Regions from separate parts of the Mus musculus genome. Here regions 1 and 3 are each linked to region 2. Evidence: chromatin loops called from intact Hi-C (ENCODE). Cell type or tissue: gastrocnemius. All regions are shown on one strand. Each heading gives the region's core, and the rest is flanking DNA. Links, peaks and the distances in the headings are about the cores only.

Region 1 (4,000 bases), core at 1-4,000, 95 kb before region 2:
GGTGATAAGGGTGGCTAGGGGACTTGTCTTTATCAGCCAGCCCATCTGGCAAGTCACTCGAGGCTAAGCTATGAAAATCTCCCAACCCTCCTGTTGGATGCTGAACTAAAGGTGCCCATAATGTTCTTGGCCCTTCAGAACTCTTTGAACCCAGAGCTCTAAGATACCCAGTAGATACTGAGTCTGATTACTGGATGATGTAATTCTGAAAGCAATCTTTTTTTTTTTTTTTTTTTAAGAAGACCATGTCAAAACCAGCTAGCTCTGTCTGCAGTTAGTAGTAACCAGAGAAAAGAGCAGGTTATAAACAGCTTAGCTCTTGGTACAGCTAGCCCAGGGACAGACTATGCCCAAACACTAACCAGGGATCCCCTAGCAGGAAGGAGTAGGCAGTCCTCACTTCCATGGCCACAGAGTCACCCTGGAAACAAACAGCTCTAAGAGGACTATCCAAGACAATGTGGGAAACTGTGACAAGTCCCTAGATACCCTCATCACCCCAGGGGAAGGTGTGCCCTGGTTCCTCCTCCGCCATGCCACACCTACACAAATATACTTAAAAATCACTGGGCTGTGTAGCTAGCTCTTTTTGCTGGTTTGAGGTGGGCTCTCCCGATGTAGCTCTGGCCAGCCTGGAACTGGCTACACAGACTAGGCTGGTCTCAGACTTGTAATGGCCCTCTTGCCTTGGCCTCCCAAGTGTTATGAACTGTACACTTTTGATGGGTAGACTGTATGGTATGAGAATTACGTCTCAATAGAATTGTTCCATTACATGAAAAAGAAAAGAGGGAATGAAGAAAAGAGAAAGAAACAGTAGGTCATCAGGGCCAAGCCACCAGCACACTGAAAGATAGATGGAGAATGTCCTACTCCAGCTCCTGAAGAAACTCAGACAGACCCTAGCCGAGGTCTAACAGGCCACGGCAGTACCACAGGTCCCCAGAAGGAGCAGAGGTCAAGCCAGTGTCCTGGCTGGGGGAACAATGTTAAATATAAGCTTTCCAGTCACCAAGGTAAACAAAAAATGTATTTAGCACGAACCATATTTACTAATTATAAATACTAATTTACTAACTATAAAATTATAAATATAAATTTAGCTATGTATCACTGAAGGTTGGAATTCCTAAGAGGAAGAATACTTCCTTAGACCATGGTCAGAGAGATTTCTAGTTGGTCAATCTGACATCCAGCGGGTTCAGGAGCCAGCCAGTTCGGGGTGCGGGTGCTTTCGCACAGTCCTGTCCCCACATGAGCTCCCCACTGCACACTCTGCTGCTCTCTGGCACAAGCTACATACCAGCTATTGATGTGGTCCCCTTTGGCAATCACTGTCATAAAATTAAGTCATTGTCATCCAGCTGTCCTGTCCCCAAGGCTGGCACTGTGCTTACCAATGGTAAACAATCAAACAACACACGAGGCTTTTGTTTAGAGTGACTGAAGTCAACTACAGAATCTTGGTCACCAGACTAAGCAATCTGAATATTATACCAAGGGAGCAACATGATAGTCTTGGGATGAGGAGACCAGATGGGATCTGCCCACCATAACTGTGGGAATGTGAAGAAGACCTGGATCAGGTCAGGGGCAAACAGTGCACACTCCAAAGCAAGGAAATTAGCAGCCAACAGGATCGATGAACTTGAAGGAGGCAAAGGCAGAGGGATCAGTTTATTCCAGAGATCTAGGCAAGGTACGAGGACAGCCTATGAACAGAGAGTGTGACTAAGAGACATACTGGGACTTTTATTCATAAAAGGCAAGAGGAAAATCATTCTCTGACAATTTAATCTTGAGTGACAGCAGGCTACTGAGGAACAAGAACAAGAAGGCAAAGGTCAAAGACCAGGTAATTTGTGGAGGAAACAAGACAGTGGAGTAGGGAAGTGGAGCTGTGAGGAAGGGAGACACAGGAAGGAAGTCACAGGAGACAAAGCAGGTCAAAGAGCCCTGAGGTCACAGTCAGCTCGGGCGGGCATAAGCATAGCCAATACTTATCCTACACTGAGTGCGTGTGTGCGTGTATGTGTGGGTTTCAGGGCTGGGGCAACAAAAGAGGAAAAGTAGAGACGTATAGACAGGGGCTAGCTGGAAGAGAGGAGCTTGTCGGTCCCCTGACAGGGGAGTTATGAGAAGAAGAAAAATGATACAGGGAGGCATGAATGTGAACCTAAAAATCAAGTTAACATATCTATCTACCCCAAAGGGACAGCAGGCAGAAAGGACTGTAGAGTGATGAGTGTCTGCAATACTCTGCCCCAACAGCAGGGGGATCTCTCCTCTGGCCCAGGGTTTCCAAACTAACATTCTGATGCCTACAGTTCTGACCAGCTGACCATTTGCTGAGTCTCCTCTCTTCTGCCACGCTGGGTCCCTGGTGGACTTTTGAGCTCTCCTTGCTGATCACAGCATCGTGGTTCCACAAGGCCACTGACCCTCCACTAGCCATTCCCCTACAGAGATGGAACTGCACAGATGTCTGTCCTCTCACCTCAGTGAACCAGCAGGCTGCTGAATGGGTAGAATCACCTTTTCACACTCCCCAAAACCTCTAGAATACACTAAGTAAATGGCCAGACTCCTTCTTAGAAATAGAGTAGCAAACAGGCAATAACATGGAAGTCTTCCCGAGTTTTGTTCATAACCACTTCATGTCTCTAGAGAGGAGTTTCTGCTATTTGGACTTGAGGCTTTTGCCACTGGTCCCCAACAATGTTACCCCAGTAGAAGTGAGACAATGTGCACACAAACTTATATACTGACCACATAACCTGTTACCAATGGCTCTTCCCAGTAAGAGGGATCCAGCTTGCCTAGCCGGTGTCCAGACTAGTTGATAAGCCCAACAACAAAACCACTAGCTTAAAACAAAACAAAACAAAACAACCCAGGCATGCTGGTAAGCACCTTTAATCCCGGTGCTGGTGGATCTCTGTGAGTTTGCGGGCAACCTGGTCTATAGAGAGAGACCCTGTCTCAAAACAAAATAAAACAAAACCTCTGGCTCCAAATATTACCAAGGGGGAAAAATGACAGACTGCATGCCATGGGAAAGCCCTGAAGAGGACACGTCTTCCAGCCCACGTGCCAGGCACTGAGGTCTCTATGCCCGTTGGTCCTCTCCTCAAAGACCTTCTGCTCCTTCCAGTAAGACAAGACAGCACCCTGAACTGCAAACATGAAGGCAAGTAGGACTTAAGCCATGCCTACCTGAGGTTCTTTCCTTGCATCTTCCCGCAGCCCGGCACCAGGGCAGTGCTGACAATCAGGGAAGGCCTGGCAGGCTGCACCTACCCCTTCTGTCTGCCCCTTCTGTCTGCTCCTTTAGCTCTGAGTATGCATCTCACTGTCAACAACGACCCCTTCGTTTCCAACTCTGGAAAATGAGTTCTCCAAGGCAAATGTTCTTGCTTTGACCATCCTTCTGTGACAGGATTCAGCACAGTGCTTGGCACACAGCTGGTATTTAAAACTTGCTCAATGAATGACTGGGGCTCAGACATGCTCTAAGGGTGTGCTGCCTCCCTGGAAGTCCCTACCCAGAACCATGTGCCAACATCTACCACTTAAAAGCTCAGTTGTCAGGAATACCAGCTTTCCAGGACAGCCAGGGCTGCACAGAGAAACCCTTCCTTAAACACACACAAACACACACACACACACACACCCCAACTTTTTCACACCGCTCAGATAAAAACACTAATTTTAAGGTCAATCCCAGTAATTATGCTTGCTGGTTAATCACAGTGCATCCTTGGCTTCAGCTCTGCATCTGTAAAGTGAGAGTGACAGGACTTCTGGCAAGAGGGTGCAGTCGAGGCCACTGCTACATGTGGTGCTCACTGAACACCAGGCTTCCGGCCTTACCCGCAAGTGATGACAGTGCCAGCTAGCATCTTACTTACCTTGTCTACTGTGACACACGAATTTATGGCATCGAGCAAATCACCTTTCTTTTCATTTATGGGCACTTGTGCTAACTCCTTCCCTATTA
Region 2 (7,642 bases), core at 2,197-6,196:
GCTGGGTGAGCGCCCCTAGTCGGGCTACCGTAGGGGAGCCCAGCCCTCGGCGCCCGCACTCCGAGCTGGGGACCCGCTCGCTGACGGAGCGAGCGCCTCGACTCCGGTCGGGCCGCGCCGTCGAGAAGCGCCGAGGCGGCTGCGCGAGCCAGGAGTTGAGCATCCGAGACTCCCGCTCCGTGCTCCGGACCGCGTCTTGCGGGCAACTCGCCGCGCCCAGCCCCCAGCGGTGACCTCCAGCGGCTGCTGGCGTCAATGCAAAGCAGCTGGGGCGCCCGCCGCCCGCTCCCTGTACCGCCCGTCCAAGAGCATGCGCGGCCGCGACCGCAGGGGCACCTAGCCAGCCCGTCCGGAGAAAGGAAAGGACTTGCTGAAGGATACAGAGCCATTCTGCTTCAGGGGCTACCGAGTTCGTTCACTGTCAGGTCACTGTGTTTGAGATTTGGAGCTATCGTCCGTTAAGAGACCAGTTGGAAGGACCTCAGTCCGAAGCGTTCCGAAGTCCATGGGGAACTACACTCCAGGTCCCAGGCGTTATTACCAGGGATAGCCCTTGCTCCAAGACCTGGCACGTCACGCCTCTGGTTGCACTCAGACCTGTGGGACTGCAATATTTCGAAGTTGGTTAGGGAAAGCCGGTCCTCTTAACCAAAGGACGATTCCAGGTTCGACAGTCCCAAGGATCCGAACCAAATGAAGAGTTGTGCGTCCGTCCAGCAGGGATCAGAACTGCAGCCCCCCAAGTGCTACCAGATAGCTAGCTGTGTGACTCCAGATGAGTCTCTTAACCTCTCGGTAGCTGAAACTGGAGGGCGACGCCCCTGGGTGTGCATCTGATACCCAGAGCCAGCCACTTCGAGGGCCTTCCCGCCCTTCTTTGCTCTCTAGGTCCACCGGGACCCTGGCGGGACCGGGACGTAGCTTCCTTTCCTCAGTCCACACCTTTCCTACACGCACCCGGGTGCGACCCTGAGTGGCTGAGACTCCTGCCCGCGGACTGGCTACTGTTAAGACCCGGAGATGTGCTCCGGGCTGAAGTCCCTGCTGTGACAGACACAGGTGCTTGGTCCCTGTGGCAGCTGCAACGTCCTTGAGCATCGATCTTCGCCACCAAAGGAGGATACAGGGCGGCTTCCGGAGCGGATAAGGCTGGAGCAGCTTTAGAAACTGGTTCTCTTTTCTGGCCTTTGGCACGCGGCTCCTTTGTCAAGTTAAAGCACGCTGTCCTATAAAAATATGACTGGCTCCTCCAAGGTGTCTTGAAAAACAGGAAAAGTTTTTGTACTGACACCCGTTATTCCACCCAGTCTGTGGTGTTTTCAACTAGCAGTCTTAGAGGGTAGATTTTTTGTTTTGTTTTTTTTTGTTTTGTTTTGTTTTTTTTCAGCTGGTAGCTGGATCCCTAGAGAAATTGCCTTTAGCCAAGATGCACGTACAAGTCTAAGGCTCTTCTCTCCGCCCACCAAAAGTCTGGCCTTGACAACTCCACAGTGACCTTGCTAGTGAAGCTCCAGGAAGCCCCGGCCCTCCCCTCGCGGACTGGCTCACAGCGGCCCTGCTTTGTCTTAGGGATCCTTGAGCTTGATGTCAATAGCAGGGTGGGGCTGAGGAAAGGAGGCTAGCTAGAGACCAAAGACAGATCCGTACCTTCCCCAATCTCTCTCTGATCCTGAGTTGGATTCTGTCGTCGTCGTCCCCCCCCCCCCCCCAACTCCTTTCTCTCTCATTTTGAAACTGATTTCTCACCCTGCAATTTAGGAACCCACAGATTTGGAACCTGAGGCTAAGAAAGACACTCTGGCAATTGGAGCCATCAGTTTACTCCTGGGTCTTGTAAAAGGAGCCCGTTTTTTTTGTTTTTGTTTTTTAATTCTCTGTAACCTTGGCCAGGGTCACAGTGTTGGAGCTGTGGACAGGAATTCATCCCACCACCACCAACCACCCCTCTGGCTGGAATCTACCTGTAGGTCTTTAACATAACCCATGAAACCTGTGACTGTGACTATAAAAGGTGGGTCACACTGACAGAAACAACCTAAAGCTTTCTGACGGGTGCCACCCATAAGTCCCCCAGAACTTCCTGGGCAGGTGAAGAATCCCACCATGGATGAGAGATGGCTCAGTGGCTACAAGCTAGTAGGGTACTTGCAGAGAACTTAAGGTTGATTCCCAGCACCCATGCCAGGTGTAACTCCAGCTCTAGGGGATCTGATCCCCTCTTCTGTCTTGCACACAAACACACAAACACACAGACCTGCATGCAAAATAAATTTTTAAAAGACTCCCACCAGCGCTGGGAGTGGTGGCTTAAGCTCATTATCCCAGACTGAGACAGAAGGGTTGCCCTGAATGATGGCCAGGCAGTCTATATAGCAAGTCTCTGTTGAAATTTTAAAAAATAAAGAGGCCTACAGAGTTGGCTCAGAGGTTAAAAGCACTTGCAGAAGACCCGGTTTGGTTCCCAACCCCCCTCCCCCCCACACACACACCCCGTGGTGGCTCATGACTATCTGCAACTCCAGCTTTGGGGGATTAGATGACTTCTGACCTCCAAAGGTACCAGGCATGCATATGGTGCACATATATACATGCAGGCAGAACATTCATATACATTTTTTAAAAACTTAAAAATCACCAAGAGTCTCAGGTAACTCATGAACTATCTGAGTCCTGTACAGAGTAGATATCCTGCCCCCAACAGTGCTGGCCAGCAGGAGCCTCACTAACACAAGCAGAATCTACCAGCATCACCACCCATTCCTGGTGGGCATCGGAACTCTGACCAGAGTGGCTCCAACTTGTAATTGAACGTGCATTTCAGTTCTTACTCCCCGGACTCAAGCGTAACTTCAGTAACTTCTGATCTCCTTCCTGGTGGCTTCAGTTTACAAATCAGCTGTTCTCAGGAGACTCCACAGTCCTAGGGGCTGGGGGGGGAGAGATCTGTTCTCGAGAGGCAGGAGCAGCTTTCCTGTCTAAACCCAACCCTTTTTTGTTTCCCTGCTTCCCCCAAAGCTGATCCCACTAGCCAGTTCTGGAGCCTGCCTGTCTTCTCCACGGGGGGGGGGGGGGGGGGGTCAGCCATTCCCAAAGACTACTGCTGCAAAGGTTTCCCTACAGCTCCTCATCTCCTTTCCCCCCCACATCAAACTTGGCTGATGAAGGACAGAGCATTCTGACAGCTTGAGATCTGACTCCCAGCTTGCCCTTTGCTAGACCTTGGACTGCCGACTTCACCTCTGTGAGCTGATTTTCTCTGCTGCGGATCTAGGATTAGCAATATCTGCCTCTCCGAGATTAGATGGGCTGACCGATGTCAAATGCCTGTAATAACCACTGTGTCCTATAACCGCAGCATCCACCTTCCTCTGGGTTCATTCAGCACTTCAGTCCTAGCTGCCAGCTGCCAACAAAATAAAACTATAGGGAGAAATGGACTTACCCAAACAAATCTACGGCTTCTACTTTACCAAGCCCCCCCCCCCAACTTTCAAGGTCTTATATGAGTTTTTTCTAAATTACATCATTTTTGTTTGTTGTTGAGACAGTATCCCTCAAATTATCATTGTTTTCAAATTGTTCAGCCTATGCATTTATATGCAAATATAGCCTGAAACAATAGTAAAACATTTGAGCCAAGCAGAGTCATATAGTGTACACAGGGGGGAAATAAAAAAAGAAGTCCAGCACCGTGTCTTTTAATCCTAGCACTTCATATGCAAGCAGAGGCAAGCAGATCTCTGTGAGCTTGAAGCCAGCCTGAGCTGCATAGGAAGCTGCAGATCGTTCAGTGCTAAGTGAGAATTTGTCTTGCAGAAATAAAAGGAAAAAAGAAGAAGAGGCTCCCCGTCTCCAAGGATAACTATTGTTAGAGGTTTTGACTGTTTCTAGATGGAACATGCTGTATTTGTATATGTAGCACACACCTATTACAATTTTGCAAAGAAGGCTACAGTGGACATCACCAAAAATCTTTGTGAGATTAATTTATCTAGAAGTCTGCACCCTACCCTTCTGCTCCAGTAGGGGTGAAGAGAAGTGAAATCAGAGACCTTCGGCCTTGGCTACCACTGAGCGAGGACTAGGAGCCACACCGGCCACCCTCCTTCCACCCTCCTTGGTAGCTCCAGAATCAAAGCCTTTCTGAGTCACCCACTCAGATTCCTCATTGTTTCTTGGTTATCCCCTGGTCTTTCATTCCCTGACTATCCCAGCATTTCTCAGATAAGACAGGACCAGGTGACCACCTTCAAACAGAAACCACAGGGATGGAGGAGCGCCCTCTGGGGGCCAGAGTGGAGGAGGAGTAAGACCGCAGTAGTTCTGGTCCTCCGGGGCTGGCTCTCCTGTGCGCCTGAGGTTCCCTTTTCAGTTTGGCTTGGTTCTAGTCATTCACCTGAGACCCTGGAGTAACAGCTCAATGTGGACTCAATTTCCCAGAGTGGACTTACTGAGTCTCACGTTCTCAGGAGTCTCTGGTTCCCAGAGCTCACCTTCCTGCTTTTCTCTATGATTCCATCCACCCCTTCCTGCAAGGCTAGGAATTCAGCCTTCTTTCATCTACCGGAGAAAAAGCAACATTCTTAATAACATTGTCCGGGGAGGCAGATGCTTAGGGGACCAAGGGCTCACTCTAAACACAGGAAGAGGAGCACAATGCCATGGACCGGAAGCCACCAAAACCTGCTCACCCTCTGGACTGCACAAAAGACATTTGCTGTTAGGAGGCCTCAGGAATCCCCAGCCTCCGTCTCTCCAGCCTCCATCTGTCCAGCCTCCGTCTGTCCAATCCTAGGACCCCATCAGTTCCACCCCAGCTCGGAAGCACCTGACCCAAGTTCTCTTTAATTTGTGTTGTTGTTGTTGTTGTTGTTGCTGTTGCTGCTGCTGCTGTTGCTGCTGCTGCTGCTGTTGTTGTTGTGAGACAAGACCTCTTGTAGTCCAGGCTGGCCTCAAACTAGATACGTAGTCAAGAATGAACTCACAGTTCTGATTTCCTGCTCCACCTCCCATGTGCTGAGATTCCAGGCCCAGACCATCATGCCTGACTTCCTTGCCCCAAATTCTTAACTTATGGTGTTGCAGGGGGTATCTCTATACCTCGACCAGGGTAGTCATGGGTACTTTGCAGGGTTTCATGGGCATGTTTTTGAGTATTTTTTTTATTGCTAGCTGATCTAGCAGGGCCCAAACCACTGTGGGGAGTACTACCGTTAAGCAAGTGGGTCTGGGCAAGTGTCTAAAGAGTTGGCTCAGTTGTTAAGAATGCTTGTTCTTACAAAGGACCCAGGCTTAATTCCCAGAACATACATGGAACCTCACAACCATCTGTAACTCCAATCCCAGGGACTCTGATGCTTTCTTCCGACTTCTAGCACAACAGGCAAGCACACAGGGCACCTAAATACGTGCCTGCAAAACACTCAAACACATGAAATAAATTTGTATAAACAAATGAATCGAAAGAGAAGTAGCAACGTAAGAGCCTGGGAGCAACATTCCTGCGTGACGTCCACTTCAGGCCCTGCCTCCAGTCCCATGATTGGTGGTGTGTGACCTTAACGTTGTAAGATAAAACAAACCCTTTCCTTCCCTAACCTGCTTCTGGTCATGGTGCTCATCACAGAAACAGAAAAGCAAACTAGGGCAGCCTGATAAAAGTAATGTAAAGGGAGTTTCTTTGACTCAGTGTGAGAGATACAGGTGGATAGGGGCTGGCTTCAGGAATGTGAGGCAGGTCACAGTTATCTACAGTCAGGACACAGGAAGACAGAAGCTCAAGCTAAGCTACATTTCTCCTCTTCATTCCATCCCAGGGGATGAAGCCATCCCCTTCAGAGTGTGTGTGTGTGTGTGTGTGTGTGTGTGTGTGTGTGTGTGTGCAGCTACATGTACAGATGAGTGTGTATGTGGAGGTCAGAGGTCAATGTTGGGTGTCTTCCTCAATCAGTCTCCATCATATTTTGTGAGATGGGGCTCTTCCGCTGAACCTGGAGCTAGCTGATATTAGCAAGACTCGTTGGGCAGCAAGCCCAGAAGTCTTCCTGTCTCTACCTCCCCAGCATTAGAACCATGGAGAGTGCAGGGGATGAGATGTCAGGTCCTCATGAATGCACAGCAAGCACTTTACCCACAGAGCCATCGCCTTCACCCTTTTCTGAGATCTGTCTGTGTAGTCCAAGCTAGGCTGGAACTTTTCTATCTTCTGCCTCTGCTTCCCGAGTCCTGGGATTACAGGTGTACAACTCCTTACCCCCACTGAAAATGCTTAATAGTTATGATCAAAGGCTCTGGGACTATGTTGACCATCACCACCACCACAATCATCAGCATCATTGTCACCACCATCACCACCCCACTACTAGGATCATAATCGTCAGCATCACCACCACCGTTATATCACTACCATCATCATCACTATCGCCACCACTGCTACCCAACACCCCAATACCCCAGCAGCAGCATCACCACCACCACCATCATCATCATCACCACCACGATGGTCACCGCTAACATCATCCTCACCACTCCCATCAGCAGCACTCATCCCAGTGGCACAACTCTCACAACAACTTCCTAGGCCCCTTCACACCAGGACAAGTGAGGAGTCCAAGGGTCTTTCATCAGGACCCCTTTGCCTTGCTCCAAAGTCGTCACATGAGCCGAGCCGAGCCCTGCTTCCTGTCTTATGACTGAGAAAACATGATGTGACATAAGCTCCCATGAACTGAAGTGCACCTTTGAATGACCTCATTCATTGTGTCCTACAGACTAACAGAGTCCTCAGCACTGTCCCCCAGCCCGGGGCCACGTCCTTCACATTCGGAAACTTCCTTACTTGGGAGTAGATCTTCACAGCTCTGAGGCCACAGAGCTTGCCAGGCTGATGAGGCTCGCACGGTCTGACCATATCACTGTCCACCATTGTCATCTCCAGGTTCTCACTTAATACCCGGCATCCTTCCTTCCTTCCCCCTTCCCTTCCTCCATTCCCTCCTTCTCTCCCCCTCGCCCCCTCTCTCTCCTTCCTTCTCCCCCTTCCTCCCTCCCCCTCTCCCTTCTGGTGAGGATTCACTATGTTTCCCACACTGACCTGGAATCCTTGGATCCAGTGATGCTTCCTTCTCAGCCTCTGAAGTACCTGTGACTACAGACATGTGCTGTCCCACACAGAGCCGTGTTGCCCTTTGGTAGACACACACCCGGCTCCTCCTTCAGATCCTTCCTCCCATTTCACTGTCTTTATAATTTTGCTTACCTCTTCCTGGAATGGGCTGCAGTGTTCTTTCATTCATATATACTCATGTATATCATTACATGGCTCACCCTTCTAGCACAGATATTTTGGGTTGTAGTCAATCAAAACCCGGACCCAGAGGGACGTTAGCAAACCAGAAGTGACAGGTTACTGAGAAGCTGAAAAGTCTGACTTCAGGTATGGCTTGATCAGGAACTCCAACAATTCACATGAATACTTGTTCACTCTGGATGGTTCATGTGTCTGACTTAACCAATCACTGTGGCCAGGGAAGTGGCAAACACTAAAGATTCTACCAAAATAACTTGAGCTGAACTAGAGGTAACTGTGACCTGCTTTGGTCCCCACAAGTTATGTAGTTAGTCCTATGATGCAGCTCTCAGT
Region 3 (4,000 bases), core at 1-4,000, 78 kb before region 2:
GAGGGAGAGAGAGAGAGAGAGAGAGAGGGAGAGAGAGAGAGAGAGAGAGGGAGAGAGAGAGAGAATAGAGAATATGCAGTGAGAACTCGGAGCTGCTGTGACACTCTGCAGAACCAGGAATCTGGATTTTTTTCACTCTGTATTTCCCTATTATTATCTAAATAATATTTGGTCTTTGTGGTTTAAAATTATCTGAATGTTAGCCATCATTTCCACATGCTAGACATTAGGAAAAACAGCATGACCCCTCCCGTCAAGGATACTTTCTAGAAAGCACATAACCGTTCCAATGGATAGTTACAAGGAAAGCTAAAGAAGGCAACATACTCTTTAGGTGGCTTCATGCCCTGTGAAATTGCTGAGAATTGATTATTAGCTAAAGAACCATAAGCATGTACTGGGGAAACTACCAGTCTCTGGTCACACGAGAGAACTCCAAATGATCCTGATAATGGTCTCAGCACCAACACCGAGGAAGGGGTTACCATGGAGGTTCACAGCGATCTTGCTCTTTAGATCAAGGTGAATCAAGAAATCGTATGAACGAATGTGTCTTGACACTGTCCTTATTATTTTTTTTTTTTTGACAGGAGGAACATAATTCTGTTTGTGGGGTGTGCGGTGTGTGGTCCCAGACCAATGCTCGGCATCATCTCAGTCACCCTCCACCTTGTTCACTGAGGCAGGGTCTCTCGGTTGAGGCTGAAGCTCAGGCTTCAGCTTATCCAGATAAGCAGCTTGTTCCAGGGAGCCATCTCTGCCCTCTAAGGCTGAACTTACAGGTGGGTCATGCATACCCACCATTACATAGGTGCTGGCGGTCTGGACTCTGGTTTTCATGCTTGCACGGTAACATCTGTACCACGGAGCCATTCCTTCTCCTGAGTTTGCTTTTGCTTCTGTATCCATGTGAATTTTAATTCTGCTACAAGAGTGGTTCTCAACCTTCCTATTGCTGTGACCCTTTAATACAGTTCCTTATGTTGTGGAGACCCCCAGCCATAAAATTATTTTCATTGCTACTTCATAACTGTAATTTTGCTATGGTTATGAATCGAAATGTAACTATCTGTCTAATACAATGGTCTTAGGTGACCCCTGTGAGTGAGTTGTTTGACACACACAACCCCAAAGGGTAGAACTGCTAAACTAGACCATGCCGGGGTTTCTCCCAGGGCTTCTCTCCTTCCTCCATCTTCCTTCACGAAATCTTCCCTTCTGTTATGCAGCCATGCCCCTATGGCACCAATTTGTCTCAAAAAAATGAGTACCTAGCTCAGATCCTCAGGACCCAAGCAAAAGCCAGGAGGGGCAGTGCATGTCTATAGCCCCAGCACTCAGGGGCGGAGGGTATAGAGTTCGATGGCCAACAAGTCTAGTCTAATGGATAAGCTCCAGGACCAGTAAAAGACCCTGCCTTAAAAAATCAGGTGAAGAACAATCAGTCCCTGTGTCAGCCTCTGGCCTCCACACGCATGCACCCTCCCACCCCCACACAAATATGTCCATGCACCACATGCACACAGTCATTAGTGCTGTTCTTTCTGGGCCATTATGTTGATGCAGCTTTTACACCCCCTACCCGATTCTTCATCTTGTCAGTCACCCTTGATCGGAAGTGACTTTTATCCAGGCTGCTGACAGCCATCAGTTTTCTTAGCTCGCTTCACTGAACCCCAGGTGTCAGAGCCACCTTCCTCTTGTCAACAGGTTTGGAATGCACTGTGTGTGCAGTGTGCCTGCTGCAGAGGGCGCCTGGCTTGCTCTCTCCAGTTCTCAAGCCACACCTAGAATCACGGCTTACTGTACTGCAACTGCACAGTTTGAAGCACTGTTTTCATTCTGTCCCTCCTGCCAACATGGTTGGGAAACCACAGCTGACCAGCCTGTCTTGACGGGGCATCAGGAGTCGGAGCACATGCCTCCGACAAGCTCACTGAGGCTTTGCCACTCCTCAGGGCAACACCATGTTTCTCTGATGACAACAACTCAGCATCTCAGGTAGAGCAGACAGCAGTGGGAGAGAATAACATCTCCTTCTCACCACCTCCCTTCACTGGTACTTTCGCTGCAGCTGCTGGTGCATGCTGAGCACAGCGTACAGCTTGCTTCTGATCAGTCTCTAATGCAGCAGAGACAGCTACAGAGGCTCACTATGTAGCTTAGATTGCGCTCAGAATCCTGAATGTCTGCCTCTACCTCACACATGAAGGATTAGAGGGAGGTATGTGCTACCACGCCCAGAGTACAGCGTCTTACCTACCCAGAGTAGAGTTCAAAGACTGGCTCGGCACAGTAGGCCTTTGCATCTGGCCTTTGTCTGTGGCCCTGACCTCTCCAGCTCTCTGACCAGTGGTGTGAGCACCGGCAGAGGGGCCTAGGCACCCTGCTGCTCCTCCTTATGCTGCCCTTCCTCCACCACCATTCTCTTCAAAACTCCTGCCCACCCTCACTATTCAACTCAAACATCTTCTCTCAAGCCGCCTTTCCCTCCTAAATCTCTTCTCCTGAACACCTGCCTGTCTCTGGCTTCACTATGTGCCCTCCAAAATTTATGTGTTGCCAATGTGACAGTGTCAAGAAGTAGGGCCCTAAGAACTTGGGCCATTCAGGCTGCTCTCTGGTGAGTGACATTAAGGCCCTTACAAAGGAGATTTCACACAGCCAGAGGATGCAGCCAGACAACCTATTAGAACCTTTAGCCTGGTTTTCTCAGTCTGGAGAACTATGAAAAAAATAATTTTTGTTCTATACTGTTGTTGTTAATACTTGATTTTATTTTATTATTTATGTGTATACATGTGTGTCTTGTGAGTATGTGCCATGCATGTATAGGGGACAGTGGAGTCAAGAGAAAGATTGGATTCCCTTACCCCATCCTCCAGCTAAAGTTACAGGCGGTCAGCTGGAGTGTGGTGACACACAACTTTAATCCCAGCACTTAGGAGGCAGAAGTAGGCATATGTGAGTTCAAGGCCAGCTTGGTCTGCAGAGTGAGTTCCAGGACAGCCAGGGCTACATAGTGAGGCCCTGTCTCTGGTAGGGCAGGGGTGAGAGGAGCTTTGTGGGCAGTTGTGAGCCACCTGACCTGGGCTTGGAGACTTGGATTCAGGTCCTCTGGAAGAGCAACAGGTGCTCTTAGCCACTGAGCCATCTTTCCAGCTGGCTAATTTGTGTTCTTTATCAATTATCTAGTCTCAAGCTTTATGTTATAGTCACATGAAACAAAGATATTCTATGTATGAATTATGTTTCTTGTGCTATGACCTGACAAGAAACAACTTCTGGGCACCGTTCTTCGTTTTTATCGGTGGTTCAGAAGATACAGCCCATCACAGTGGGGAGGCCTGCAGCAGGAGCTCACAGCTATGGCAAAGGTAACTTTCATCTTGCTAATCAGGAAGCAGAGAGGAGGAGTTCTGGAACTCAGTGGCCTTTTCCTTTTCCCCTTTTCCTTACTCCAGGACTCCAACCCATGGCACGGGACCACCCACACTCAGAGTGTGTCTTACCCCTCAATTAATCCTTTTTGGAAATGCCCACACAGACGCTCACAAAGGTATCTTACTACTGCCTTCAGCATGCCTTAGTCAGGTCAGGTGGACAGTTTGACAGTCTGAAATTTATCATCATGCTCTACAACGAGAGCATCAGTCCCTCAGAGGCCCGATTCATGCTTTGTTCATCCACACGCTCTAGTACCACATGTAGTGTCCAAACCAGTCAGTAAAGCTCTGAAACAGGATTTGAAAACGCATGGGGTCCCCAATGGAGGAGTTAGAGAAAGGACTGAAGGAGCTGAAGGGGTGTGCAACCCATAGGAAGAACAACAGTGTCAGCCAACCAGACCCCCAACCCCCCAGAGCTCCCAGGGACTAAACCACCAACCAAAGAGTACACATGGGGGGATCCATGGCTCCAGCCGAATATGTAGCAGAGGATGGCCTTGCCGGACATCAATGGGAGGAGAGGCCCTTGGTCCTGTGAAGACTCAATGCCT

The links. A loop is a pair of places that touch in the nucleus more often than their neighbours do. Peaks named below come from ENCODE experiments on the same cell type or tissue, not always from the same donor. Only the 100,000 strongest peaks of a DNase experiment are listed, where the experiment ranks them.
Region 1: it touches region 2 in a loop (8-fold over the local background); 10 of 42 quality-filtered maps call a loop at or near these places.
Region 3: it touches region 2 in a loop (2.5-fold over the local background); 6 of 42 quality-filtered maps call a loop at or near these places.

What each region holds. Positions count from the first base shown.
Region 1 is chr7:81,302,204-81,306,203 of GRCm38, reverse strand. Pde8a (phosphodiesterase 8A) reads right to left here. Exons shown (of 22, transcript NM_008803.3): 8 at 3,912-4,000. Among named protein-coding and RNA genes, the nearest start is that of Rps17, 41 kb to the left of the region's middle. In gastrocnemius, for the core only: a CTCF peak has its summit at 2,276; no DNase peak of the experiment used is centred there.
Region 2 is chr7:81,205,794-81,213,435 of GRCm38, reverse strand. Gm44968 (a long non-coding RNA gene) reads right to left here and starts at 7,210. Exons shown (of 3, transcript XR_003946808.1): 1 at 7,094-7,210; 2 at 3,238-3,403; 3 at 2,649-2,927. It overlaps Pde8a (phosphodiesterase 8A), which reads right to left and starts at 171. Exons shown (of 22, transcript NM_008803.3): 1 at 1-171. In gastrocnemius, for the core only: no CTCF peak of the experiment used is centred there; a DNase peak (open chromatin) is centred at 4,280.
Region 3 is chr7:81,284,918-81,288,917 of GRCm38, reverse strand. The region is part of intron 3 of Pde8a (phosphodiesterase 8A); the gene reads right to left. Among named protein-coding and RNA genes, the nearest start is that of Rps17, 58 kb to the left of the region's middle. In gastrocnemius, for the core only: a CTCF peak has its summit at 1,737; no DNase peak of the experiment used is centred there.